Linked DNA regions of Homo sapiens: region 1 is linked to region 2. Evidence: chromatin loops called from intact Hi-C (ENCODE). Cell type or tissue: heart left ventricle. All regions are shown on one strand. Links, peaks and the distances in the headings refer to the core of each region. The heading gives the core; the rest is flanking DNA.

Evidence for each region. A loop is a pair of places that touch in the nucleus more often than their neighbours do. Peaks named below come from ENCODE experiments on the same cell type or tissue, not always from the same donor. Only the 100,000 strongest peaks of a DNase experiment are listed, where the experiment ranks them.
Region 1: a loop joins it to region 2, with 2.4 times the contacts of the local background. A loop is called at or near these places in 5 of 110 quality-filtered maps.

What each region holds. Positions count from the first base shown.
Region 1 is chr1:8,340,933-8,355,653 of GRCh38, forward strand. SLC45A1 (solute carrier family 45 member 1) reads left to right here. Exons shown (of 9, transcript NM_001080397.3): 9 at 2,815-3,233. The coding sequence ends at 3,081. RERE (arginine-glutamic acid dipeptide repeats) reads right to left here. Exons shown (of 23, transcript NM_001042681.2): 22 at 14,487-14,667; 23 at 11,472-14,188. The coding sequence ends at 14,155. Among named protein-coding and RNA genes, the nearest start is that of SLC45A1, 30 kb to the left of the region's middle. RefSeq lists enhancers at 1,944-2,684, 8,931-9,751. In heart left ventricle, for the core only: CTCF peaks have their summits at 8,240 (motif pointing left) and 8,466; DNase peaks (open chromatin) are centred at 8,147 and 9,187.
Region 2 is chr1:8,720,063-8,734,783 of GRCh38, forward strand. All of the region lies in intron 1 of RERE (arginine-glutamic acid dipeptide repeats), which reads right to left. Among named protein-coding and RNA genes, the nearest start is that of RERE, 90 kb to the right of the region's middle. RefSeq lists silencers at 1,037-1,277, 11,832-12,001 and an enhancer at 10,350-10,849. In heart left ventricle, for the core only: a CTCF peak has its summit at 6,661 (motif pointing left); no DNase peak of the experiment used is centred there.

The DNA of each region.
Region 1 (14,721 bases), core at 6,677-10,676, 380 kb before region 2:
CTGTAGTCCCAGGTACTTAGGAGGCTGAGGTGGGTGGATCACGAGGTCAGGAGATTGAGACCATCCTGGCTAACACAGTGAAACCCCATCTCTACTAAAAATACAAAAGATTAGCTGGGCATGGTGGCGCGTGCCTCTAGTCCCAGCTACTCGGGAGGCTGAGGCAGGAGAATCGCTTGAATCTGGGAGGCGGAGGTTGCAGTGAGCCGAGATGGCGAGATGGTGCCACCGCACTCCAGCCTGGGCGACAGAGCAAGACTCCGTTTCAAAAAAAAAAAAAAAAAGAGTAAGAGGGACAATGAATAGAAATTTCACTTCACAGCCGGGTGCGGTGGCTCACGCCTGTAATCTCAGCACTTTGGGAGGCTGAGGCGGGCGGATTACCTGAGGTCAGGAGTTCAAGACCAGCCTGGCCAACATGGTGAAACCCCATCTCTACTAAAAATACAAAAATTAGCCAGGCGTGGTGGCGGACGCCTATAGTCCCAGCTACACGGGAGGCTGAGGCAGGAGAATGGCGTGAATCTGGGAGGCGGAGCTTGCAGTGAGCCAAGATCGCACCACTGCACTCCAGCCTGGGCGACAGAGCGAGACTCCGTCTCAAAAAAAAAGATAGTAATACTTTGAAAAAAAAAAAAAAAGGATCAGTAACAGTGCTGAGCCACCTCATATTGGAGTCTGAGGCAAAAGGAAAAATGGCATTTAAAAGGCCAAACGCAGTAGCTCACGCCCGTAATCCCAGCACTTTGGGAGGCCGAGGCAGATGGATCACTTGAGGTCAAGAGTTCAAGATCAGCCTGGCCAACATGACGAAACCATGTCTACTAAAATACAAAAATTAGCCAGGCATGGTGGCCCGTGCCCATAATTCCAGCTACTTGGGAGGCTGAAGCAGGAGAATGGCTTGAACCTGGGAGGCGGAGGTTGCACTGAGCCAAGATTGCACCACTGCACTCCAGCCTGGGTGACAGTGGCTATGTAAATAAATAAATAGGCCGGGTGCGGTGGCTCACGCCTGTAATCCCAGCACTTTGGGAGGCCAAGGAGGGTGGATCACGAGGTCAGGAGATCGAGACCATCCTGGCTAACACAGTGAAGCCCCTTCTCTACTAAAAATACAAAAAATTAGCCGGGCGTGGTGGCGGGCGCCTGTAGTCCCAGCTACTCTGGAGGCTGAGGCAGAAGAATGGCGTGAACCCGGGAGGCGGAGCTTGCAGTGAGCTGAGATCGTGCCACTGCACTCCAGCCTGGGCGACAGAGTGAGACTCCGTCTCAAATAAATACATACATACATAAATAAAGTGCCTTAAATTTTTGTTGATATTTTGCTCAGCATAGACTTTTACCGGCTGTATTGAAATATGCACCATCTAACAGTGTGTGATGTGCACCGTTCGGCGGTTTCAGCACACGCAGAGTTGTACAACCATCACCACCATCAATTTCAGAACAGTTTTGTCACCCCAGGAAGAAACCCGTCAGCCATCACCCCTCTGACCCTCCCACTCTCCCAGGCCTAGGTGACCGCTAACCTTCTTCCTGTCCCCATGGACTTGCCTATTTGGGACGTCTCCTGTGATGGAGTCAGGCAGTCTGCGGCCTCTCGTGTCTGGCATCTGCAGTGCAGCTGTGGGCTTCGAGCTCCATCTGTGCTGTTTCCTGGGTCAGCGCCTCCTTCCCTTTTATGGTCACATAATGTTCCCACCATAATTTTCCTTTGCAGTGACTTTGAAATCTTAAAATGCTGCATTGAAATATTACCTGGACAGTCTGGGCAACATAGTCAGACCCCATCTCTAAAAAAATAAAATTAAAAATTAGCCAGGTGTGGTGGCATGCACCGGTAGTTCCAGCTACTCGGGAGGCTGAGGTGGGAGGATCACTTGAGCCCAGGAGGCTGAGGCTGCAGTGGGCTGAGATTGTGCCACTGCACTCCAGCCTGGGCAACAGAGCAAGACCCTGTCTCAAAAAAAAAAAAAAGAAAAGAGAAAAGAAAGAAAGAAAAGAAATGTGACCTGGATTACTGAGTTTCTCTCTCTCCCTTTTAATCTCATGCCTCAGTTGCCTCCCCCAGGCCTGGGCCTGATTTGTTTTAGGGAGTTTGGAGTCTGACAAGTTCAGCTGGGCTGGCCCTGAGCACAGCCCTTCTGATGGGGGGAAGCCGCAGGGGAGGCCCAGGCTCCCAGGTCACAGCAATGCCCACTCACGCAGCACCTTGCAGGCCGGCTGGTGCTGGGGGAGCCCAGTGAGGGAAAGCCATGCCACCGCTCCCCACCGTCACTCTGCACAGACCACACTCTCAGCCACTGTCCCCCAGCATGGCATGCAGGGGAGGGAGAGTGAGTGACGTGCCCAAGCTGGAGGCCACGAGGACCTTGGAGCCTCGGACAGAGGACCAGCGGCTGTCATGTGCAGAGGACTTTGGGGGTGTAGGGCAGGTCCCATCCTGGATGAAGGTGAAGGAGGGGATGGCAGGAGTGGAGCGGTCGCCTGGCTGGGCAGATTGGTTTTCTTTGGGTGAGAGGATGGGGAAGAGCTCAAGTGCTGAGCGGGGAAAGTGTCTCCCGCCACCTCGGCCCGTGGGAGCTCAGCCCTCTGCCCCATTAGTCATGGATTCTTTTCATTGTCGTCATCTCTCCGAACACAAATATTGTTAAACTCTTGGCTGAACTCCCTGTGCATGTTGGCGCTGAAAAATGTGAGGCCGCTGTGTGTGGGCCGCTCGGGCCTCCTGGGCTCGCAGGACACACCGAGCTCGGTCACCCCGTGCTGGCCGCGGCGTGTCTCGCTGACACGTTTCTTCCTCTGGGTCAGTTTGCAGGGTCCAGTGCGGACGGCACCCGGCGGGGCATGGGCGTGGACATCTCTCTGCTGAGCTGCCAGTACTTCCTGGCTCAGATTCTGGTCTCCCTGGTCCTGGGGCCCCTGACCTCGGCCGTGGGCAGTGCCAACGGGGTGATGTACTTCTCCAGCCTCGTGTCCTTCCTGGGCTGCCTGTACTCCTCCCTGTTTGTCATTTATGAAATTCCTCCCAGCGACGCTGCAGACGAGGAGCACCGGCCCCTCCTGCTGAACGTCTGACATCGCGGAGCCTCGACTCCGGACACGCGCCTGCACCTGGGGGTCTGGAGCAGGCCGACCAGTGAGGACCAAAGGGCCTTGTTGGACAGGGGGACTGGCTGCCTACTGGAATGTAAATATGTGATAAAATAATAAATGACAGCGGCAAAGCCTATGGTTTCTAGGCATTGCTCTCTGGTGGCTGAGAGGTCCCCATGGGATTGAGTTACCCTCCTGAGGACTCGGGCAGGGGAGGTTTGTAAGAATCTTTTTTTGAAAGTAAAGGTGTAATTCAATGGTTCTCAACCAGGGGCAATTTTGCCACCCCACCCCCACCCCCAGGAAGACATCTGGCAAAGTCTGGAGATAGCTTTGGTTGTCACAACTCGGGGATGCTGTAAACCTCCCACGGCACACAGGACCGCCCCAACAGCAAGGAGCTAGCAAGACCCAGCTGTCAATTGTGCTGAGGTAGAGTGAGCCTGGTCTAACTGGACCATACATTCTGTACATTGCATCCCAGGGTAGAGTCACAGTATACAGGTCTTTTGGATCAGAAGGCCTCATATTCATTCACTTGTCCATTCATCCATTTATTCTCTCATCCATTCATTCATCTACCCATCCGCATATCCACCCATCCACATAACCATCCATCCACTCATCCAAATATCCTCCCATCCAAATATCCACTCATCTATATATCCATCCATCTACATACCCACCCATTCATCCGTCCACATAACCATCCGTCCACTCATCCAAATATCCACCCATCTGAATATCTACTCATCTATATATCCATCCATCCACATATCCACCCATCCACCCATCTAAATATCCACTTCTCCATATATCCATCCATCCATCCATCCATCCATCCATCCATCCATCCATCCACATCCAAATATCCACTTCTCCATATATCCATCCATCCACATATCCACCCATCCGTCCATCCACATAACCATCCATCCACTCATCCAAATATTTACCCATCTGAATATCCACTCATCCACAAAACCATCCATCCACACATCCACCCATCTACCCATCCACATAACCATCCATCTACTCATCCAAATATCCACCTATCCGAATATCCACTCATCCATATATCCATCCATCCACATGTCCACCCATCTACCCATCCAAATATCCATTTCTCCATCCATCCATCCTTCCACCCATCCTCTTATCCACTCATCCACCCTCCAGATATCCAGCGAGTGCCTGGGTGTGGCAGACAGTGGTTGGCCTGGGAATCCAGCTGTAAGTGTCCACTCTGCCCTGCTGGAACTGATGTGAGAGGAAGGGAGACACATGGCTCACTGAGGTTCCGTGCAGCGCAAGCGCAGGGAAGGAGGACAGGGCGACAGCAGCGTGTCTGGGTGGCCTCAGTAGTGAGGTGCCGTTTGAGCAGTGTCCTGATGAAGCCAGGGAGTGATCTCTGAAGTGAGCACTTGCTTGACAGGCTCGAGGGAGCATAGGCACCAAGATGCTCAGATTGTAAAATGCCCCAAAAGTTGAAATCTCAAAGAGTTTGGAGCTGATGTGGCTGGCCAGCGCCCATCCTGCCTTTTGACTCCACAGGCAGGGACTAGGGGCTGGAGGGCGAGGTTCGGGTCATTCTTCCCCCTCCATCCGCCAAGGGTTCATTCCACAGATGGACACCATGTGCCTGCTGCGTGCAGGCGTCGCTGGGCCTGGGTCTGCCCGGGCTGTGCCCACTGCCTCCCAGTGCCCCTTTGTGGATCTGGCAAAGCTCTCGTGAGTGTGGCAGTCCCTCGCCATCTGGCCTCTGACCATCTTCGTCACCTGACGCTGGAAGCTCACCAAGGCCCCTTCTCAGAGGCCTGGGAGGGCTCCTCCACGCATGGTGATTAATGGCCATGAGGGGTCACGGCCGGGTCCCTGTTGTCGCCAAGCTGGGCCTGGTCTGGGATTGTGCAGCCCCCAGTTCCCTCACTGCATGGGCCCTGTGTTCTGGGGACATATAAGACATCCCTGACCACAAATCCACAACAAACAACAGGGGTTCTGGGGCCTGTTGCCAGCCTTGGGGAGTCTGGCGTTCATGACAGTGTCTTATCATCTTGCTGTGACCACTTAGGGCCAGTCAGAAAGGCTACCTCCCCACCTGGGCCACAGCCTCCCTCCCAACCACGGCCTCCCCACCTTGGTTATGATTTTCCCACCTGAGCCCCGGCCTCCCCCATGGGCCATAGCCTTCCTCAGTGTCACTGCCTGCTGCCTCCTGGAGCCCCACCACTCCTCTCTGCGCCCCTGCTGGACTCCTGGCCTCCTGTCTACCCTCACATCCATCTTCCACCCTGAAGCTGGGGGGCTGTAAACACGGGCCTGAGCCCATCCCCTCTTCTAGTCTTCCATGACACCTACCCTGGCTCCCCAGACCCTAAGGAATCAGGTAGAAATTCCTTCCACCAAACAGAGCCCAGCCCATCTTCCCGAGCCAGCCACCCGCCACGTTGCCAGCCCCCTGTACTACAGCCACAGAACCTTTGTGGGCCACAATCGGTTCCTGTGTTTAGGATCTTCCTGCAGGCCAAGTCCACCTCTTCTCTGCCCATCAATATCTGATTCATCCATGTAGACCTGTCTGAAATGCCACTTCCTCCGTGCAGTCCACCCTGCTTGGAGCCAGTGATTCTTTCCCTGTGCTTTCATGTGATGCTGCTTTACCCTTCATGGTCATGAGCTCAGTGAAGCGGGTCTCACGGTCCCTGATACACATGTAGCTGAAGCACAGAGAGGTTTAGTGGCTTTTCAAAGTCACACCGCTCCTTTGAGCCTCTGTAGACTCAGGCCCTGTTAGTCCCATGCTTTTCCTGGAACTGCAGACTTACCCTCCCCACATTTATGTTGTTTGGAAGAGCTTCAGACTTCCTAGAAAATGTGGTGTTGGGTGGCTGTCCTCTGGTCTGGGCTGTCTTTGCCCAGAACTGGTCAAAATGAAGAATAAGGGGCTTCCCGCTTACTCTTGGCTTGTCAAATCTTAGGCCCTCTTCCTAGAACTTTCTAACAAAACACAGATTGCTTCTACACGTGGGAATCGTCCCTGTCAGCCTCTCTTTTCTGAGAACCTGCCCTGCCTCCCGAACTGTGGGAGTACTGCCCTCTGGCCGGGTCCGAAAAGCTGCCCTTGACTTCCAGGTCTATTCCTAGCAGATGGCAGTGGGAGCAGCCACCAGCTCCAAACCACGAGGCCTAGGACTCACTGAGAGCCACATTCGTTTGACTTTCACATCTCAGAGAGGATTTCTCTCTACTTAAAAATCAAGCTGTGGGCCGGGCGCAGTGGCTCACGCCTGTAATCCCAGCACTTTGGGAGGCCGAGGCGGGTGGATCACGAGGCCAGGAGATTGAGACCATCCTGGCTAACACGGTGAAACCCTGTCTCTACTAAAAATACAAAAAATTAGCTGGGCATGGTGGTGGGCGCCTGTAGTCCCAGCTACTTGGGAGGCTGAGGCAGGAGAATCGCTTGAACCTGGGCGGCAGAGGTTGCAGTGGGCTGAGATTGCACCACTGCACTCCAGCCTGGGTGACAGAGCGAGACTCTGTCTCAAAAAAAAAAAAAAAAAAAGAATCAAGCTGTGATGATGAGGGTAGTCACCGCTGCTTGCTGTTTGTGAAGTCCTCACTACACACGAGGCCACGTGTGAATGAATCTTAATCCATTCTCCGACCTTGCTGGGAAAGAGGTATCATTCCCCCATTTGACAGATCTGGATCCTGAGGCAAGCACACCCAGTACCTGGCCCACGTCACAACAGGGTGGAGTTTGAGCCCGGGGAGTCTGAGTCCAGCCTCATGCCGCTGAGTGCCTTAGGAGCGCTGTGAGCCGGCCAAGCCCCTGAGGGCGGGCAGCTTCCTGCCCGTCTGTCTCCTGAACACTGTGCTGCTGCAGGGAGGCCTTCTCGCTCCCCAGGGCTCGCTCCCCAGGGAGCTCAGCTTGGAGGGAGCTTCTCATCCTATTCAGAGGCGAGGGGACAGCGGGAGAAGGCCTCTTGCTTTATCGATCAGCGCTCTGTGAGACTCATGCTTCTCAGGCCACTCAAAACAAAAACCACATCACCAAGATCTGAAGCCACTCCTGACTTTCCTGTCAGCAAACTTGGAAAGTGGCTCCCATTCCTTGATGCCACTCAGAAACGAAACACACCTAACAGCCATCGAGCACTGCCCACAGCACTTAGCATGGAAACTGAACGTCATCAAAGGAATTGCCCTAGAGGTCATCGCCTCCCTGGGTTTTGTGTTTCTTCCTCCCTAGGCTGTTGGGCTAACCCTGGACCATTCCCTGGGGAACCGGGACAGGGTAAGGTGGCATTCCCTGGAGAACCGGGAACCGGGACCCGGTAAGGTGGCATTCCTACACTCACCAGGCTGGGCTACAGGTTTCTGGGGGAACAGGGATGATTTCCCTGGAATATGCAAGAACTGACAATTGCCTGGCCCCCCCGCAGTCGGGAGGTCCTGGCCCTCCCTGCACCTGCTCAGAGTGTGTCTGCAGAATCCACTCGGGTGCGTGGGGCGTGACGTATCATCCTCAGCGGGGAGCGGGTGGAGGGCATCCGTAGAGGGAAGGAGCAGGTGTCTGGAACTGGGGGTGGGTACTTTTGTGGCACACAAGGACCCCCAGCAGCTGCTCAGGGGGCTTGTCGGGGAGTGGGGGCGCGGTTAGTTATGGGAGTCATGATTCTTGGAAGTCATCCGCTGCTGATGCCATCCTGGGATTCTCTTCCACACAAGGAACATTGAGTTCCTACCGGGTACCTCCCAAGCCTTGGGGGATGCAGCGGAGAACAGAAGAAACCTCCTGTTCTCTAGACAAGGCCTTTGCCCTCATTCTCACAGCCGTGCCCGCCCTGCCTGCCCACAGCCATCAGCCTCACCTGCCCACACTCAGCCCCCTCTTCCCAGCCATCTCCACAACCCGCTCTGCTGAGGCCTGTCCAGTTGCCTGATCTCTGACCCGCCTGTCCGGCCGCCTGCCTCGAGGAAACGTCGGATCTCTTACACAATGCTCGCTGTCAAACCCTCCAGCCTTCCCCACCATCGCCGGGGGCCTTGACTTGCCCCTACACCAGAGCTGCAGGTCTTGTGGCAGCCGCGGGCCCAGGGCAAGCACCTGGGCCTTGTAACGACTGCCACCTGGTGGCCAGGATGGGGATGGACTCTGTTCGACGGCTGCCCAGCAGCAGGGTCCAAGGGGATTGGGGGGTGGGGGGGACTGGGTGGTCACATGCCCAGAAAACAGTGGGATAGGCAAGAAATGGCCTCAGGAATCCTCTCTGGGACAACTAAAAGGTGCTCTAAAAGCCTGTTTTTAATTTGCTCCAATGGATACTCAAACCCTAGGGGTTCATCAGAAGCTGATCCCCCAAGCCCCATTCCCCACTTCTACGATGGTGTCAACCAGGGTTGGAGTCAGAGGGACTGCAGGGCCCACACGGCAGGCACAGTCAAGAGAATGTGAAGGGAGGGTCTCCAGGTGCCCAGCAGAGGCGTCCCTGGGAAGCCTTCCGAAGTCAACCCAAAAGGTCCTTCTATCTGGTCCTTCACACCCACTTTCCAATAGCACATCTGGACTGGCAGCAAGGAACCTTGCCCTGCAGGGCCCGTCCGTCCGTCCATCCGTCCGTCCGTCCATCCATCCATCCATCCATCCATCCATCCAGCAGGGTCCATCCACCCATCCATCCATCCCTCCAATATCTGCAGAGCAAGTGCCTTCCACAAACTTGGTTCATTAAGAAGGGGCCCGGGTGCCTGTGCATACACAGAACTGGGCTGTGGGAGATACAGGGGGACTTCTGCAGCCTGGGTCCCTGAGGTGTCAAAAGGGAACAATGACCACTCTTGACAAAGACAGCCACTAGAGAAGCCACCTTGAGTTGGAGAAGCAGAGAACCAGGTCCCAGAACTTGAGTTGCCAAGGATTCCAGGGCAGCTAGGAACCCAGTGGGGATTCAGGTAAAGGACCTCAGATACCGAGACTGTCAAAGGCCGACAATGCCGCCTCCGAGAGGACCGGGTGAGGCATCTGCAGCTGGAGCTCATCAGGGGCTGAGCAGGAGGCTGTTCCTGGCCCCCTGGGGATCCACGATGGATGCCAGCTCCAGCCAGGCCCCGCCTTCTAACGGGAGGTCCGGGAACCTTATGAACCAGAAAGGGCTTGCTTTATCCTGCAGCCCGTATCAGTCCAACCGGATGGCCAAATGTGCGGCTGCATCCCTTGGCTGGCTCATCTGGCAGATCCTCCTTAGGAGGAGGTAGGGAGGCCAAGGACCCCGCTGTTCCTCGGTCTCCATTGGGCAGCAGGAAGGGCCCCAGGGGTCCAGTGCAGGACAGACTTTTCCACTGGTTTTGGGGCCTGGCAGCTTCATCCCCAGTATCTGGGTAGCTGGTTCTGATTTCAAAGCTCTGAGTTCAGATATGTACCCAAGCCTTCTGGGCTGGTCAGGTGAGGCTGATGGTGGTCACTGAAGTCTGTGCTGGTGCCCAGTCACACTGCCCTGGGTCTCACCATGTGGTCAGGCTGGGGCTAGTGAGGGCTCTTAGCTCAGATGACGGCTCCCCACATCTCAGCTTCCACACAGAAGGGCTCTGGCCCTGACCCCCCCCCCCCCCGCCCCCCGCCACCACTCATCAGCTGATCACATCCACAATTGTATAGCTCACCAGTGCTGATTTTTGAGGGCCTGGAAGCTTGCAATCTCGTGTGTGTGTGGGAGGCCACCGCTGATCTCTCCACGGTGCATCCTTGCCCTTCAGATGCGTGATCTTGACTTACCCAGGTGAGGCTTAAGTGAGGTCTCTCCCTCCCTAGACTTACCATGGACAATTATCAACAATGCAGCCACACACCCAGCTGCACACCTACACTGTGCTGAGGCCCTGGGACTTACACCATGCCCTGCAAAGTGCCATCTTCCTAGCCCACCTGCAGTGGAACCAGCGGGGCTGCTGAGCCACCATGCTCAAGCTGAGGATGCGTTTCCAGGAACAAAGGGGCAGAGGGCACGTGGGACGTCGTTGGGGCAGCAAGAGGCGAGGGCCTGGCTTTGGGGTGCTGCTGGAGGACAGCACCATTTCCCTCCGCCCCGTCCACCCAGCAGATGTCTGGTTAGCATTCCCGGCCCTCTTCCTCACATGGGTGCGTGGCAGAGTGGTGACAATGGCCACAGCTGTTCATGCCTGAGAAGCTGCCCAGCTCTGATGAGGCCTTGTTGTAGCATGAACCTACTATCTCCTCAAGACGCTTGGATCCAACCATTTAACCACACTGAAATCTACACTTCACAGACCTGTACCTGTTAAACCCTGCAGCTTCCTAAGGGGCACAGTCCCGGAGACCCACCAAGACAGCGCCTGGATTCCAGCCTCTCCCAGCCACCCCAGTGCCATCCTCTCACCCAAGACCTGGACTGAGAGCCACCTGGGGCTCCTGTGGCCAGCCTGCGGGCCCATCCCTGTGCCCTGGTCAGCCACGCTGCTGAGCAGGACCCCTGCTGTTCGCCTCAAGGGCCGTCATCGTGTGCGCCACTCGGGTCTTTGCATGGCGAAGCTTTCTCAGGTCCTGAGCGAGGCAGTGCCTGGTGCCTGCTGCTCCCCAAGTCTTTACCACGTGGCGGACCCTGCCTGGTTTGAGGACAGTTTACCAACAGTCAGCTTTCTGGGCTGCTCTTGCCCCATGTCTGCAAACACCTAGAAACTGATGGCCCTATCCCAGATGACAAAGGGTGGACACACATTTCCGGGGACAATCCTGAGGCTCCAGGAAAATGCCCTCAACAGGTTCTGAAGCCACAGCGCAATTCCAACGCCTGCCCCCCTGTGGCCATGTCCACACCCTGCAGGCTGCCTGCAGCCCCTTTGGAGGGTTAGAGCCCCTTAGGCCTGGGATGCATCCTCCACCTGGAGTGCAGCTCTAGAGCTGGGTGGCTGGGGGTGGGGTGTGGGGGCACTGGTAGGCCACGGGGAGGCAGATGGGGGCCAGGCAGGAGGCCGCTAGGATGGGGTGGTTCCGATGTGTCTCCTGAGCAGGCAGGGTGCCACATGCCCATACATGCTGGTAACGCCCACGGATTAGAGGTGTGGGGTGAATGGCAAGGGGTGGGGGAAGATGCTCTTAGTCCCAATGCCAGTGCCTGCTTAGGGCCCATCCCGCTGCTTGGGGAGCCTCCAAAGAAAGACAGCACCCTCACCAGGGAAAGCCTCTTCCCAGACAGAGGATGTTTCTGGAAGCCACTCTGGGATGCAAACAGGGTCCCGAGCAGCAGGGAACAGCCGACTCTCCCTCTGTCCCTTCCCCACCTGGGGTAACAGCCAGGATCCCCGCCCACTCTCCAGGAATGAGACAGTGCACGGGAGACACCCAAGGGTTGTAGTGTAGCTTGGTTTTATTTATGTCCACAAATATTTCAAAAAAATTACAAAATACTCAAATGGAGAGAACACAGAAGTCACGATTTCTGGGTGTCTACTGTTTACACTGTGTTATCTCATGGCAAACTACTCATATATACATTTAGCTTCAAGATATATAGAAACGTAGCAAATCCGAGTGTGCACGCTGCCTCTGCCGCAGTGGAGTGAAGCTCAACCTCGAGGACACCGAACAAGATACGGACACACACAGAGGAGCCAAACCAAACCCCGAACAAAGGGAGGAAAATCCGAAGGAAACCGAGTGGTTGGGCTTCAAAGACACCATGAAGGTCAGGGCCTCCTAAACAAACTGTAGTTTATCTGGTGAGGGTTTCGGGTCGAGGGTTTTTTAGATGGAAGAATCTCAGCGCTTCGCCTTGGGATATGGGGAGAAAAGCAAAGCTAACAAGAATGCCTTCGGACGGCTTTCAAGCACAGACCTCAGAGGACTCGACTCTTCTTTGGAAAAATGGATGCCAAAGGAGGAGATAAAGAAGGTTTAACTGAATGGTAGATGTTGTGTTCTACCAAAAAGAAAGAAAAACCAGAAGCCGAGAAGGTGGGGGCCTGGATGCAGGAGTCTGGGAGCCCAGCAGGAAGAGGCCTCGCTCAGAGCCACGGGAACAAGCCTGCCATGAGGGCCTGTCCCCACCCCAGAAGGAAACGAATGCCTTCAAGCCAATGTGGCCTGAAGTCCCACGACAAAAGGTTCATGTCAGCTTTGCCTCCCTGTGAACAAACTAAAGTTAAGGCAGAAATGGAATGAGAGAAAAATGAAAGAAAAAAAACTAGAAACATTTTCAACAGACAAAACAAGCCTATCCCAACTGAAACCAAACACGGTTTTTAAGAGAAACTGGAAATGTCGCTATTTGACGCCAGAACCTGAATTTGAGCCAGTAGCTGCTGGTTTCTAGATCAAACTATCAGCATCTCTTCCTGCTCCCTCTGCGGCCTGGGTCCTGGATGGACTTTGTGTCCGCCGACCCAGTGTGGTCTCTGTCCTACAATTCTTGGGATGGGACCAGCACAATGGCAGAAGAGACCTCCAGTGTCTGAGAGAAAAGGATCGGAAGAGGCCACGTCCTGGCAGGAAGCAGGGCCGACAGAGGGCAGACACCCCAGAACACCCGCCCTCAGCCTGGGAGAAAGTGCGTTACGGCTGCAGCCTGGAAACGAGGGCAGGCTCTCTCCAGGACGGTTCCGCTCAGAAGGGCCTGGCCTCCTGAGAAGCAGCCCCCACACAGCATGCTTTCTGAATGCACTGTGGGTGGGACTCCAGTTCCCACTTCCAGGATGAAGAGTGGGACTCAAATGGTTTACCAGTGCAATGTGGGGTCACCATGCAGACCTGCCCCTAGGGTAAAATACAGGCTGCCCCCAACACCTGTCTTAACTCCAGGATCTCCCTTGCTCAAAAGTGGCCTCAATCTGTGGCAAGAAAGATGGGGCCGTCCTCACCACAAGATCCAAGTGACAATGCGCATGAGAAGGCAGCCTTCTAACACATCCCTTTGGCAGGCATATGTCCTGGGTCACTTGTGTGCTGAGTTATTTGTATGGAATCATTTTCTTAGATGATGAAATTTTCGGAGTATTAAAAAAGACATTCATCCAGAACAATCAAGTGTGTGTACACAGAAATCTAGAAGGAAATCTACAATGGACACAGGCCCATGCGCTTTCCATCCCGTGGAAACAGAACAGTGACACTGGAGAACAGAAAGTGAACATTCACCTCCTGCACTCCCTGTGCAAAATGGAAGAGGTCTGATGGAGCAGATGTCTGTGCTGCTGGCAGAGCACAGGCTAGGAGCAGACACAAGTGAAACGCCAGGCAGAAAACAGAGTCTGTAACATCGTCCCTGCAAACCCTGGATGCTCGCTGCTGTGACCAGGCCTCGGTCCAAGCCTCTGTCCATGTGGAACGCCCCTTTGCTCCCTTTAATTAAAGGGATAATTATATATAACTTTTTATTAAAAAATCAACTCTGTATTCTGTCAATAGTTGGTAGGAATTCACAATTAGTGACATGGCTGGAAAAAATAGATCACAATAGTAGTTTATGGAAGAAAAAAAGGCTGTTCTAAAATTATTTATTTACAGACGTAAAAAGCCATGCTGCAGAACTTTCTCCAATTATGAAGATTTCCTACAATGTATTAAAATAAAAGATTTTTTTTTTTAAAAATTATAGCTCTTGGATTCCAAATTCCTATGCCCCCGATCTGCAAGCCTCGTGGGCTCTGGAGCACTCGTGGCGGAGTGTGTCAGTGTGTCTGCACGCACAGTGAAGGGTGTGAACTGGATTCTAGCACCTACTGAGAAATCAAGGAAAAGAAAACTAAAGCCAAACCCCAAGATTGCAGGGAAGCTTTCTGGATGTTCAGTCCAGTCCAGGACTCACTAAGTTTCTGGGGGACTGTCATGCAGGGAGATCCAAACCAGTCTCAGGAAATCCTCTCGACAAACGAACACTACTATGTGGATACATTTTTAGTTGTGGGTTTTTAAATATATAAAGAAATCTTTAGAAGATATTCTTTTTGCTTTTGCAGCTCCTATTTTATGTAAAAAGTCCTGTTTCTCCCCCCAAGAACTGGGGTTTCCACAGCCAGCGTTAACAAATAAATAACTTATAACTGCTTGTCACCTTCTTTCTTCAGTCGACTGGAAAGACAAAACAGGAAAGCGTATTTAGTCTCAGGCCTAGGCAGGCAGTCACGCAGGCTGGAGGCAACCCCAAAGACAACAGCCAGGCAATCCAACCCCAAGCCCGCAGCCTCCTGTGTAGCTGACCTACCCTCCCAACACCTCCCTTCCTCTGTTTCTCCCATCACCATGGTTCCACAATGTCCCCTCCAGGGCCCAGCAGGCAGAGGGGGAGGAGCCTGGCCCTGGGCACACGGGGAGGTTGGGAGCCTGGGCTCAGATAACCCCTCCACTCCCTCCCAGCACCCCACCTCACCTGTAATAATCTTCCTGACTTGGTAGGTGGCCACCATGCATGTGGGGGTGTCCATGCAGCCACTGCTGCTCCATGGCCAGTCTCTGCAGCTCGGCCGACTGGGCATGCATGGCCTGCAGCTGGTGGGCTGCTGACATGGGGGGTGGGATGGCCCCAGGCAGGTCACGGGGGTAGGGGGTGCCTGCCGAACACAAAACAACCTGCGCTACAGAAATAGCCAGAGGACTGGCCAAGA
Region 2 (14,721 bases), core at 4,578-8,577:
AGACCATCCTGGCCAACATGGTGAAACCCTGCCTCTACTAAAAATACAAAAAAAAAAAAATTTAGCTGGGCATGGTGGTGCACGCCTGTAGTGCCAGCTACTCAGGAGGCTGAGGCAGGAGAATCGCTTGAACCCAGGAGGCAGAGGTTGCAATGAGCCGAGATCGCGCCACAGCACTCCAGCCTGGCGGCAGCAAGACTCCATCTCAAAAAAAAAAAAAACAGCACAAGCACTTAGAATACATCTATGAACAAAGTAGAAAGACACTCCTGACCTCAAGGGGTTTACATTCTGCAGGGAGAAACAAACAATAACCAACAGATTTTTTTGTATTCTATAAATTTCACACAATATTCAAAGGCAGTAAGTGCTAAGAAAAAAAAGTAGAGCAAGAAGGATTAAACATATGCAGAGGGTAGGTACCAGCTGGAGAGAGAAGAGAGACAGACAGACAGAGTCAGAGAGAGAGCAAGAGAGAGAGAGAGAACAAGAACGAGCAAGAGAGAGCAAGCGAGCCGGCAGGACTAGAACACAACTGAGGGTGGAGGGTGCCGGCAACGGACGAGTCGAGTCCAAGGTCAGGGTAGGCCTCATAGGCCACTGTAGGGGAGTTCTTATAATTGTATAACCCCAAGAGTAGACAAGAAGCACACATCCCAAAATACGTTACTTGTACATGAAACATCCAGGCTCCATTAAAATTAAAAATCTAGCCGGGCACAGTGGCTCACGCCTGTAATCCCAACACTTTGGGAGGCTGAAGAGGGCGGATTACTTGAGGTCAGGAGTTTGAGACCAGCCTGACCAACACGGTGCAACCCCGTCTCTACTAAAATTACAAAAATTAGCCAGACATGGTGATGCACACCTGCAATCCCAGTTACTCAGGAGGCTGAGGCAAGAGAACTGCTTGAACCCAGGAGGCGGAGGTTGCAGTGAGCCGAGATCACCACCACACACCAGCCTGGGTGACAGAGCGAGACTCTATCTCAAAAAAAAAAGTTGTTTTAGTATTTCTCAGGTACCCGATAGGTCATCTTAGAAGGAGCCCACCTTGAAGACACTGCCCTAGGCTGGTAAAACTTGGACAGTTAACACTGCATTCCTCAGACAACTGGGAGCACTGCAGAGGTCTGCTTCCCCAAGCCCCTGAACGACAGCCTGGGACTTCCCTGCAGGCCTGAACACAAGATCTCAGGAAATGGAAGAGTTGAACCGAAAGAGTTTTTGTATTTTTCCACTCAAGACTTTTTTATTATTATTTTTTTAGAAGGAGTCTCGCTCTGTTGCCCAGGCTGGAGTGCAGTGGCCCAACCTCGGCTCACTGTAACCTCCGTCTCCTAGGTTCAAGCAGTTCTCCTGCCTCAGCCTCCCGAGTAGCTGAGACTGAAGGTGCCCACTACCACACCCAGCTAATTTTTTTCTATTTTTAATAGAGAGAGGGTTTCACCATGTTGGCCAGGCCATTCTCAAACTCCTGACCTCAGGGGATCTGCCTGCCTCAGCCTCCCAAAATGCCGGGATTACAGATGTGAGCCACCGTGCCTGGCAAGAGATTCTTAAAACCTCTTCTGGTGAGAAGTGAGGCACCTGACCAGGACCAATGGGATTTGGTGACTTGGTCTCACACCTGCTTTCTCTCTGTTGGAAGGGTTGCTGGCCTCTATTAGAAATTTTAATTACTATCTGGCAAAAATATGTTCTCCTTTCTGACTGCTTAAATATGTAAGATGGGTCCCTCAGTGCTAGCTAACCTCAAAACTCAAAACTAAATCATCTTAATAACATAAACCCTTATCTCTGTCTTGACAGCAGTAACACGGAGCTGAACAGTCAGCTACCAGCATATCTCATTTCATTGCATTTGCTTTGCTGCGCTTTGCAGATACTACTTTTTCTCACCTAGCAAACTGAAGGCTTTGGCAACCCTACATCAGGGAAGTCTACTGGTGCTTTTTGTTCTTTGTTTCTGCTTTCTTCAGCCCTTTTTCTGTCTATGAAGCCAACCTCCTCTACTGCACTCATTGGAATGCTTACATTTATTCTACTTCATAAGGTATTGCCCAATTCTAGAACCACAAATAAAGCCAACTGAAATCTTTAAACGATATTTGTTGTAATTGTGTCTTCTGACAGAAACACAACTCAATCCACGCACAGGTCTTCCTGCCTCAACCTTTGCTAACCTAGCACCCATCTACCTTCCCCTTGGCTATCAAACCAATGTTTCTGAAACTCAATTCTGGTAACATCCCTTTTCTACTTAAAACTCCCATTAGCTTTTTCATCCAAACTATAATGACAGCGATACTAATATTTATTGAGTGCTAACTGTACACCAGGTACTGCTGTAAGTATTATACATATATGACAATATTCCTACAGGATAGGCACTATTATTACCTCCTCTTTTATAAGTGAGCAAACCAAGAGACAAAGGTGTTAAGTAACATCTGTTCAATAAAGCCACAGACTTGGCCTTCATATCCCTGGGTTCCACATCTGTGGTTTCAACCAACCACGGACTGAAAATATTTGGAGGAACAAAAAAAGGATGGTTGCTTCTGTACTAAACATGTATAGAATTTTTTAAGTCTTTATTCCATAAACAATACAGTATAATAACTATTTACATGGCCTTTACATTGCACTGAATACTATAAGTAATCTGGAGACGATGTAAAGTATAAGGGAGGATATGGTCTAAAGTATGTTGGAGGATGTGCATAGGTTACATGCAAATACGACACCATGTTATTTAAAGAACTTGAATGTGTGTGGATTTTGGTACCCACCGATGGTCCTGGAACCAATCCCCCACGAATACTGAGAGAGGACTATGTAGTTAGTTTCAGAACCTGCATTTAAACTCAGGCTCTATACCTCAAAATAAAAAGCTATTTGACATGGAAATTCAATTAATCAACAGAGTTGTCTTTGACCCTCTACCTATCAAAAACTACTGACAGCACAAACGATTCAGAACTTTCAACAGAGAAAAGAGAAGGTGTCCAGAAAGGAATGCTGAGTCTCTCTTAACACAGCTATCAAATCCTGAATGCCTCACAAACATCAGATCAGCCATCCATCACCAAAATGGGAGGGGGAGGTAGGAATCGAAACTGCAGAATGACAACAAAGAAGAATAAAATCTAACAACTCAGCAACAATATACCCTCAGGTTAGAGATAAGGAAGAATAAACAATTCAGTCTGAAAGGACTTCTACCAAGAAGAGATTAGTAATTAGACTGAATGGCTGTGGTTCAATATAAAGTATAGAAATGCAATTTTTTTCCCTCTAAACAGAACATAGGCACAACCCCAGAAGTTACTCAAGAGGGCTTTAAAAAAGAAAACAAACTCTAAAACAAAGAGTATCTTTAAACACTAATCATTGTTTTTTTTTCTAAAATCACTATTAGAACACTACCTGACAAGGTCTTTAAAGGGTTCACTGTTGATTAAGCCATTTTCATGGCCTAGTAAGTTTGAGTTCTATTAATTCAGACTGTGCTATGTACACTGAAATTTTGTCTTAGGCAGGCTCAACAGAACAGTTCTTCAAATTAAGCAAGTGCTTAATGTTAGGTAGAAAAAATATGTCGCTGTGAAATATATACTGTCCAAGTACTATTTGGTGCCAACAAAAGCTAACAAACAGGCTGTGTTTTTAAGTCTAAGCAGAAGAAAAGTAACCACTACCTGTACAGAATACAGTTCGGCTCTTTCAGTATTTCAGATAAAAAGAAGGACTGAAACCAGAAACAACCTACTTTCTAGCTCTGAATTACCATCATCACATTGTATAAATCATTAGGTGGGGACAGAATACACCAAAATAGAAATCACAAGCTGAAAGAGCCTTGAATTCCTTCCCTTAAATGAAGCTCTTATATCAAATGAATCTATATAGTCTCTGTGTGTTCCAGCATTTTGTCAACTTGTAAATCAAAGATTTTGTTCCATAGCCCTTCTCAATTTTCTACATTTAACATCTGACAAAAACCAGCTTTTATCTTTACCAAAGATATTCTATCCCTAGAAAGTCACTATTTAAAATGATGTCATTTATATCATGTAACATATTAAGAAATACATTTATTTTATTTTTGGTAGTAACAAAACAACCCTGGATATTTGCATAAATTAAAGCTGTCAATAAGAAACCACTTCTATATGTATCCTTCTTTGGGTTTCTGGCTCAGGGGTTGGCAAAAATGGGTTATACATTTAAATAATATTTCAATCTTAGGTTAAGGAAAATTTCTCCTGTATATTTCAAGATACAGAGAGACTCTGCCGATTTACATTCAAATAAAACAAAACGTGAGTAATACTGTCTATATCAATGTTCTGTCACTTGCCAGAATAAAGAAAACATTTAGTAAGTTAGTTAATTTCAAGTCTGAGAATTAAGCAAATATCCCAAATCCTTTGTAAACTCAAAGATTTAGTTACTTTCTCTACATATTACACAGCTGCTTTAAAATTTTACCTTCTGGCCGGGCGCGGTGGCTCACGCTTGTAATCCCAGCACTTCGGGAGGCTGAGGTGGGCAGATCACGAGCTCAGGAGTTCAAGACCAGCGACCCCGTCGCTACTAAAAATACAAAAATTAGCTGGGTGTGGTGGCGAGCACCTGTAATCCCAGCTACTCAGGAGGCTGAGGCAGGAGAATCCCTTGAACCCGGGAGGTGGACACTGCAGTGAGCTGAGATTGCACCACTGCACTCCAGCCTGGGCGACAGAGCTAGACTCCATCTCAAAACAAAAGAAAAAAAAAATTTACCTTTTATTTCTAGATACTTTGTAAAAAAAAAAAAAAACAACTCAACCTTCTTTCCTAGAAACTTTCTAATTAACTTTCTACTTTTTTCGTTAAGAAAACTCCTTTAGTTTACACACCAATTCTGTATAAATTAAAAACACACAATTTCAGGTGAAAGTTCTAATGAGTAGTGTATATTTTGAAAACACGAATGCTTATTTTACATTACTCTGTGATTAGAATGAAAAAAACATAGATGCACAAGTGGTGACAGAAGTAAACCTAATACTCAATAACAATAATCAAAGGCAATACATGATACTCGTTCCTGTCTCACTAGTGCACATTAGTTTTAACATTACTGAAAGATGTGGGAAACTCAGTATTTTCTAAAACTCCTGATTTATTTCCAAAGGAAAAATAGTTGTAACTACGTCAAAATAACTATTTTGGCCGGATGCGGTGGCTCACGCCTGTAATCCCAGCACTTTGGGAGGCCAAGGTGGGCGGATCTCTTGAGGTCAGGAGTTTGAGACCAACCTGACCAACATGGTAAAGCCCCGTTTCTACTTAAAATACAAAAATTATCCGGGCATGGTGGTGGGCGCCTGTAGTCCCAGCTACTCAGGAGGCTGAGGCAGGAGAATTGCTTGAACCCGGGAGGCAGAGGTTGCAGTAAGCCGACATCGTGCCACTGCACTCCAGCCTGAGCAACAGAGTGAAATTTTGTCTCAAAAAACAAAAATTGCAATTAATAGTTTAAAATATTAAATCTAAATTTATAGGAGATTCATTAGTTTGCCCTTGGTAATCCCCACTTTCTGCCTTGTAAAGCCTAAGACCCTAAGAAGCTCTACAAACTAGAGCTTCTTAGGCTTCAAAACAGTTCTTTCCAAACCATATTTGATGAATTATATGTAAGATGAGTCAATAACATAAGGATTAGATTTCCCTGAAAATGCATAGAAGGTTAAAAATTAGAAGAAAAAGTGATAGGCATAATAGGCTCTGGGTTTTGCTTAATGCAAACGTTCTGAAAGGTTCAACATTAACACAGACATTCACAAATGAGGCATCTAATTTTAACTTTGTTTTAAAAAGTTGTTTAAAAAAAAAGTCAAAATAAGTCAAACTCTTCCCATTTGTTTGAATAGAGGGTACATTTACTTCCTACCCAACAAGATTTGAAAACAAAAGACATATTAGCTATAAAGATATATTCCTTTCACTTAATGCTCCACAAATGTCTGAAAAGCAAACTCAACTCAATTTAGTTGAGTCAATAAGGGAATTCCAGTTTTCCTTTTTTCTTTTCTTTTTTTTTTTTTTTTTTTTTTTTTGAGACGGAGTCTTGCTCTATCGCCCAGGCTGGAGTGCAGCAGCGTAATTTCGGCTCACTGCAAGCTCCACCTCCCGAGTTCAAGCAGTTCTGCCTCAGCCTCCTGAGTAGCTGGGATTACAAGCACACGCCACCACGCTCGGTTAATTTTTATATTTTTAGTAGAGATGGGGTTTCATCACCATGTTGGTCAGGCTGGTCTCGAACTCCTGACCTCGTGATCCACCCGCCTCGGCCTCCCAAAGTGCTGGGGTTACAGGCGTGAGCCAACGCGCCCGGCCAGGCAATTCCAGTTTTTCTAAGACAGTATTGTAAACCAAGCAGAGATATTCCCTAGGGCCATATAATTCTGATACATTAGCTAATCTTTGTAAGCCAAATCAGAGCACTTCTTTCCAAAACTCACATTTCTACCAAACCGGGACACCGTGTGGTGGGGAAAGAGTTCAGAACACCTGGTATATTTTTCCAAAGCAAAATTTAACTTTCCATTGCCAGGAGAAGCATGAACATGTTGACTTATACTGCCCTCTAGAGTCTCCTTCTAATATTTTTTAGCCTGAAATAATTAATTCTAATCATAAGACTCTTCTAATTACTCAAGCTTTCAGTATTCTAATATTGTAAACTGACGTTTATTTATTTATTTATTGAGAAGAAGTCTCCCTCTATTGCCTAGGCTGGAGTGCAGTGGCACGACCTCAGCTCACTGCAACCTCCACCTCCTGAGTTCAAGCAATTCCCCTACCTCAGCCTCCAGAGTAGCTGGGATCACAGCCATGCACCACCACACCCAGCTCATTTTTGTACTCTTAGTAGAGACGGGTTTTCACCATGTTGGCCAGGCTGGTCTCAAACTCCTGACCTCAGGTGATCCACCCGCCTTTGGCTCCCAAAGTGCTGGGATTACAGCATGAGCCACTGGGCCCAGCCAACTGACCTTTTTTCAGTGGATTAGTAGTCTTTTTTTTGGAGGGCGCGGGGTGGGGGGAAAGGAGTCTCGCTCTGTAGCCCAGGCTGGAGTGCAGTGGCGCGATCTCGGCTCACTACAACCTCCGCCTCCAGGGTTCAAGCGATTCTCCTGCCTCAGCCTCGTGAGTAGCTGGGATTACAGGCATGCGCCACCATGCGCAGCTAATTTTGTATTTTTCATAGAGACAGAATTTCTCCATGTTGGTCAGGCTGGTCTTGAACTGCCGACCTCAGGTGATCCGCCCGCCTCAGCCTCTTAAAGGGCTGGGATTACAGATGTGAGCCACCGCATCTGGCTAGTAGTCATTATTAAAACATACAATATTTCAATTACCCACTGTTTTTTATTTTTTTGTTGTTTGTTTGTTTTGGACAGCGTCTCGCTCTGTCGCCAGGCTGTTGTGCAGTGGCACAATCTCAGCTTACTGCAACCTCTGCCTCCCGGGTTCAAGCGATTCTCCTGCCTCCGCCTCCCAAGTAACTGGGACTACAGGCACGCGCCACCACGTCCAGCTGATTTTTGTATTTTTGGTAGAGACGGTGTTTCACCATGTTGGCCAGGATGGTCTTGATCTCTTAACCTCGTGATCCGCCAGCCTCGGCCTCTCAAAGTGCTGGGATTACAGGTGTGAGCCACTGAGCCCGGCCAATTACCCACTATTCTTAAAGGTCAGCAGTACTTCCCCAAAGGACAGGAATGCACCCCAAACAGAATCTTCTAATTTGCTTATTTAAAAAAAGTTTTAAATAGCTCAAACTGCAAAGACTTCTAAAACAAAGACCACTTGTAGCATATATTAATTAATCCATGTAGCCCAGAGTTTTGTCTAGCAAAACCCAAGTTCACACATTTGACCACATGCACACGAACCTCAGCCAACGCAGCCAACGCTCCCCAGAGGCTACTTCTGCAGCTAAGCATCTGTCCTTTCAGCTCCTGGCAGTTCCTGCCTTTTCTCTTGCCAGGCAACCAGAGCTCTAAAGGGATCTTAATGCACTAATGAGAAGCCATGACAACCAAGACCTGCGGTAGCTGCAAAGCACAAACACCAGTATCCACTTTTACTGAGCACGCATGCAATAAGCAATGTGCTAAGGAATCCAAGTAAATTAAAATCATTCCTCTAACCTAATAACTCCATAGGCACCTATAACACACCATAACTTGAAACTTTCTATCATTCTTTATATTTAAGAACTTATTAAAAGGCAGGCTTTACCATGCACCACTGGTAGTATAGCTTGCCTCAGCTGTTATAGTAACTATAGAAGTAGGGTTATTTTCTTGTTTGTTTCAATCTAGAGTCATAAGAGACCATCAAAAAAAAAAAAACCCTATTGAAACCATGTTTAGAGCGAAAAAGTCTATATTCTTTTTAGGGGATTAGTAGTCACCATTAAAAGGTATGATATTTCAATTACCCACAGTTATTTGAGATCAGCAGTATTTCCTCAAAGGACAGCACCTAAAACGGAATTTTCTCTAGGCACCTGTGGTATACCATAACACCAAAAAGCATCCCTCAAAAAAGAAACTAAAACTAAGATGCTATGCTCCATACCCAGATATCTGTTATTACTTCTGAAAACAATCTAAGTAATCTTGGGGATCCCATCCAGTAGATAAAAACGATGGCATCCTTTGGGGCATAAAGTGAAGGTAAGATTTCCACAGGCTCTGAAACAGCAGCTAGCAACTAGGGCCAAGAGACTGCACCTGTTTTTGAAAATAAACTTTTATAGCCAGGCGCAGTGGCTCATGCCTGTAATCCCAGCACTTTGGGAGGCCGAGGCAGGTGATCATCCGAGGTCGGGAGTTCAAGACCAGCCTGACCAACATGGAGAAACCCTGTCTCTACTAAAAATACAAAATTAGCTGGGCATGGTGGCGCAAGCCTGTAATCCTAGCTACTCAGGAGGCTGAGGCAGAGAATCGTTTGAACCCGGGAGGTGGAAGCTGCGGTGAGCTGAGATCGTGCCACACCATTGCACTCCAGCCTGGGCAACAAGAGTGAGACTCCATCTCAATCAATCAATCAATCAATCAAGTTTTATTAGAAGTCAGCTACACCGATTTTTTTTTTTTTTTTTTTTTATTGAGATGGAGTCTCGCTCTGTTGCCCAGGCTGGAGTGCAGTGGCACAATCTCAGCTCACCACAACCTCTGCCTCCCTGGTTTCAAGTGATTCTCCTGCCTCAGCCTCCCAAGTAGCTGGGACTACAGGCACGTGCCACCATGCCTGGCTAATTTTTGTATTTTTAGTAGAGACGGGGTTTCACCACGTTGGCCAGGCTGGTTTCGAACTCTTGACCTTGTGATCCACCCGCCTCGGCCTCCCAAAGTGCTGGGGTTACAGGCATGAGCCACTGCACCTGGCCTTATTTTTTTATGTGTATTTTCTATGGTTGTTTGTCTTCCCACTACAATGGCAGAGTTCCATACTTGAAACAGAGACCATACAACCTGAAAAGACTAAATATTTACTATATCTGGCCCTTTACAGAAAAAGACTGCCAACAGCAAACATCTCCAGCCTTCTCCAGATCACAACTTAAGAGGAATGTCATGTGCATGAGGCTAAGGAGTGTGGGCTGGCTTGAGATGGAAAAGGGGATTATGACTGCTATCCACCCTATACTACATATTAAGAAAATGAAATTATGGGAACTCATGGGAAGAAAGAATGACAGATGCAGCTGATTCCTCCCATATGATGGTTCACATCAGGCTTTTCCAAAGACTGAATGAAGAGCTCTAAGGTTTTCTTTCAGGTATTTAAAAAATCTTATGTAAGGGATGGCAGGGGAAAATAAAATTTTCTATATAACATACTATTTCACTCACATCAATGTTACACTGAAGCTCACACCTGAGATAGGCTGATATTTCTTTCAAAGAGAAGATTTCAAGTAAGCTTCCAAATAGCTATGATAATGTGTATGAATAGAACCAGATCCCAGAATGAACTTGAGGTAAATACCAAGGACTGAAATCAGTGAACCATCAAAACAAATATACTTGTCAAACATACAATACACAAGATGAAATATAATGAATCCCTTTGAAGGTCACTATATGTAGATACAAAAATACAGCTTGAAGATGATCTAGTCAAGAGACCCAGGTTCTAGTCCGGGTTTTGACTCTCCCTGTAACTTAGAAAAGTAATTTCCCCCATTTGTTTTTGGGGTTTTTTTTGTTTTTGTTTTTGTTTTTGAGACAGAGTCTCGCTCTGTTGCCCAGGCTGGAGTGCAGTGGCGCGATCTCGGCTCACCGCGAGCTCCGCCTCCCGGGTTCACCCCATTCTCCTACCTCAGCCTCCCAAGTAGCTGGGATTACAGGCATGCGTCCCCACACCCAGCTAATTTTTGTATTTTTAGTAGAGACAGGGTTTCACCATGTTGGTCAGGCTGGTCTTGAACTCCTGACCTCAGGTGATCCACCTGCCTCAGCCTCCCAAAGTGTTGGGATTACAGGCATGAGCCACTACGCCCAGTCTGGTTTTGTTTTTTGAGACAGAGTCTTGTTCTGTCACCCAGGCTGGTGTACAGTGGTGCAATCACAGCTCACTGCACCATCTACCTCCCAGGCTCCCAAAGGGCTAAGATTACAGGTGTGAGCCACAGTGACCAGCCAGTTTCCCCTTTGTACTTTATCTGTGAACTGAAGGACTAACGCTGCATGAGTGGTTCTCAACCATTCACATGCCTCAGAATCACCTGGAGGGATTTGTTAAAGCAAGGGGTGTTGGGTGCCAGGCTTCATTTTCAGTTCAGAAGTCATCATTCCCATCCTCACAGCAAGAAAACAGCTAAACAAACTGAAATCAATGGCCTTTCTTAGATCCATTAGAGAACTGGGGTCACAGAGCAAACAGCTACCACAAAATTTGAAGGAAAAAAATCACAAGAAAATACAGAGAATCACAGAAAAGATCAGATTACCAGAAGCAAAAGCTACATGAACCAGTAAGCAATACAGTAATCAATACCTGAACGGTAATTTTGACGAACTGCAGAAGACTGAGTGTGGACTAGCTTGAGAGTTAAAACTTCTGGAGGTCCAGACTTAAGAGGGACCTATATAGCTTTTACCTCCAGGAGCCTGAACAGGTTCTTACAAGAACATCAAAGAAAAAAATCCCCTCGTATTTTAGGCAGGGAGAGGGGAAAGTAACCATTTTGCAATTGCTCAGAGCATTCTCCATAACAAAGGCCCACCTGCTAAGAAAAACTACTTCGCAGGAGCTTTGTAGACCTGGGGAAAGGACAATTACTCAACTCCCTCTTGCCTTCTCACAGAAGGGGTGAGGGGAGGAAAGCTAATAAACTCTTCGGAAGATCACAGCCTAAAGACTTACGCCCACTAAAAAACTGAGATTTAATATTAGATTACAGAATGCACTCCTTCCCCAACACCTTTCCACCACATCAACAGAGCTCCAGTATAAAAAAAAAAATGCATTACAACTGACAGAGCTTCAAGACAGACTCTATTTAAGAAGGAGTTCTTAGGGAAACCCAAAGAAACCAGGGGTGGAAAAAAACAAGAAAACTACAGGAAACGGAAGCATCTAACCCACAGCAAACATGAAGCACAGTATGGCATTTTCTGAAAAAGCTAAACATAATGTTTTTTTGTTTGTTTGTTTGTTTGTTTGTTTTGTTTTGTTTTTTTGAGAAGAGTCTTGCGCTGTCACCCAGGCTGGAGTGCAATGGCACGATCTCGACTCACTGCAAGCTCTGCCTCCTGGTTTCATGCCATTCTCCTGCCTCAGCCTCCCCAGCAGCTGGGACTACAGGCACACACTGCCACGCCCGGCTAATTTTTTTGTATTTTTAGTAGAGACGGGGTTTCACTGTGTTAGCCAGGATGGTCTCGATCTCCTGACCTCGTGATCTGCCCACCTCAGCCTCCCAAAGTGCTGGGATTATAGGCATGAGCCACCACGCCCAGCCTGAAAAAGCTAAACATAATCTTACCATACAATCCCACAATCGTGCCCCTAAGCATTTGTCCAACTGACTTAAAAACTTATGTCCATACAAAAATCTGCACAAATTTTAGAGTAGTTTTATTCATAATCAGAGACAGAAGGCAACCAAGGTGTCCTTCAACCGTACTTCATGAATAGATATGCGAACTGTGGTGTTCACTGAGCAATAAAAAGAAATGAGCTCTAAAGAACAAGAAAGAGGAACATTAAACACATATTGTTAAGTGAAAGAAGCCAATCTGAAAGTATACACACTATATGATTCCAACCATAGAACTTTCTTTAAAAGGAACTTCAACTTTCTTTAAAAGACAAAACTATAGAGATAGTAAAAGGACCAGTGGTTGCCAGGGGCTGGGCAAAGAAGGGAGAGATGATTACATGGAGCACAGAAGTTTTAATGGTGGTGAAACTATTCTGCAGGATACTGTAACTGTGGATAAGCACATGACATTTACGTTTCTGTCAAACCCCACAGAATGTACAACACAAAGAGTGAATCTTAAACTGTAGACTTCAGTTAATAATATATTAATACTGCTTCATCAGTTGTAACAGATAAGCCACACTCATGCAAGATGTTAATAATAGGGGGAACTCTGTGTGTGTGTCTGTATATGTGTGTGTGTGGGAACTACTTATACTATCTGCCCAATTTTCAATTTTTCTTTTTTTTTTTTTTTTTTTTTTTTTTTGGTTTAGATGGAGTCTTGCTCTGTCACCCAGGCTGGAGTGCAGTGGCGCTATCTCAGCTCACTGCAAGCTCCGCCTCCCGGGTTCACGCCATTCTCCTGCCTCAGCCTCCCGAGTAGCTGGGACTACAGGCGCCCGCCACTACGCCCGGCTAATTTTTTGTATTTTTAGTAGAGACGGGGTTTCACCGTGTTAGCCAGGATGGTCTCAATCTCCTGACCTCGTGATCCGCCCACCTCTGCCTCCCAAAGTGCTGGGATTACAGGCGTGAGCCACCACGCCCAGCCCGATTTTTCTATAAATCTAAAAGTGTTCTAAAGTATAAAGTTTATTTAAAAAAAAAGAGAGAGAGAGAGAGTGAGTGTTGGGAGTCACTCCTCGATCCTAATTCAGTAAGTCTTGGGACAGGCCCAATAATTTACATTTTAACCAAATTCACAAGTGCTGCTGCTGGTTCAAGAGCCACATCTTGAAACCACTGGGCTACGGCTCCTTTTAGTTCTAAATTTTATTATTCTATTCACTAACATTTTCATGAGAACTGTGGTAACCAGCCCACAAAATGGCCCCCAGTGAGCTCTGCCTCCTGGTATTCAAACTCTTGACAATAATGTCTTCCAAGGCTACGTCATAAAAGACATTGCAGCTTTCACCTTGCTCTTATATGAATCCTTTCTTCTGGAAAGCCAGGTGCAGTATCATGAAGAAACTCAGGCAGCCCTATGAAGAGGTTCCATGTGCAAGGAACTGAAGCTTCTGCCAACAGCCAGCAAGAACTCTGCCAACCTTGTGAATGCACTATGTTGCAATTGGATCCTCCAGGCCCTATCAAGCCTTCAGTTGACTGCAACCTGAGAAGGGACCTCAAGCCACTCCTAAATTCCTGACCCACAAAAGGTGTGTGGGATAACAAATGCTGAATGTTGTTTTAAGCAGCAGTTTGGAGGTATTTTGTTACATATATCATATAGGAGCTTAATCTAAAATATGTATGTGGCTGGGCACGGTGGCTCACGCCTATAATCCCAGCACTGAGGCAGGCTGGATCACCTGAGGTCAGGAGTTCCAAACCAGCCTGGCCAACAGGGTGAAACCCCATCTCTACTAAAAGACACAAAAATTAGCCATGCATGGTGGTGGGTGCCTGTAATCCCAGCTACTCTACTCGGGAGGCTGATGCAGGAGAATTGCTTGAACCCAGAGGTGGAGGTTGCAGTCAGCCGAAATCGTGCCACTGCACTCCAGTCTAGGCAAAAAGGTGAGACTCCGTCTCAAAAATTAAAATAAAATAAAATAAAATGCATATAATATAACTGTTATTGTTGACCCTTCTTGCCTTTACTTTGATACAGCTGGAGAAGTCCTGAAAATGTGTCCAAATTCATTACAAGGTGAAGATCAATTTAAAGAACTCCTCCACATTTCTCAAAGTATTATATTAATAATGAATTATATCATTTCTTCAGGACATAAAGGATTTGGGGTGGGAGGAGAAGGGAAAGGAAGGAAGTGGAAACGAGATTTTCATCATCTTCCCTAAGCCATTGCTGGTCATCCTAGAGTAGAAATCTGAGAGTTTCACTTTATTGCTTAAAATCCTTTAATATTATAGTTTCCCAAAGCTTATGGAAGTGAATCCAGACACTGCTCATTGTCTGCACTACATCTACCAAGCAGGCTCATGAGGCAGCACAAGGGGTGCACACAAACATGGGCTGACTTTGCAAGACCTTGGATAAGTTACTTAATCTCCCTGCCTCGGTCTGCTCAACAGTAAAATGAAGGTAATTATACTACCAATATAGTTACTATAGGGAATTAATACATTAAAACATAAAAAACACTTAAAAGAGGACGTTGCCTAAGTGCTCAATAAATGTCAGCTATCATCATCATCTGCCATTGCATCTCTCATAACCCAGACTATTTCAAGCCATTATGAACTACTGG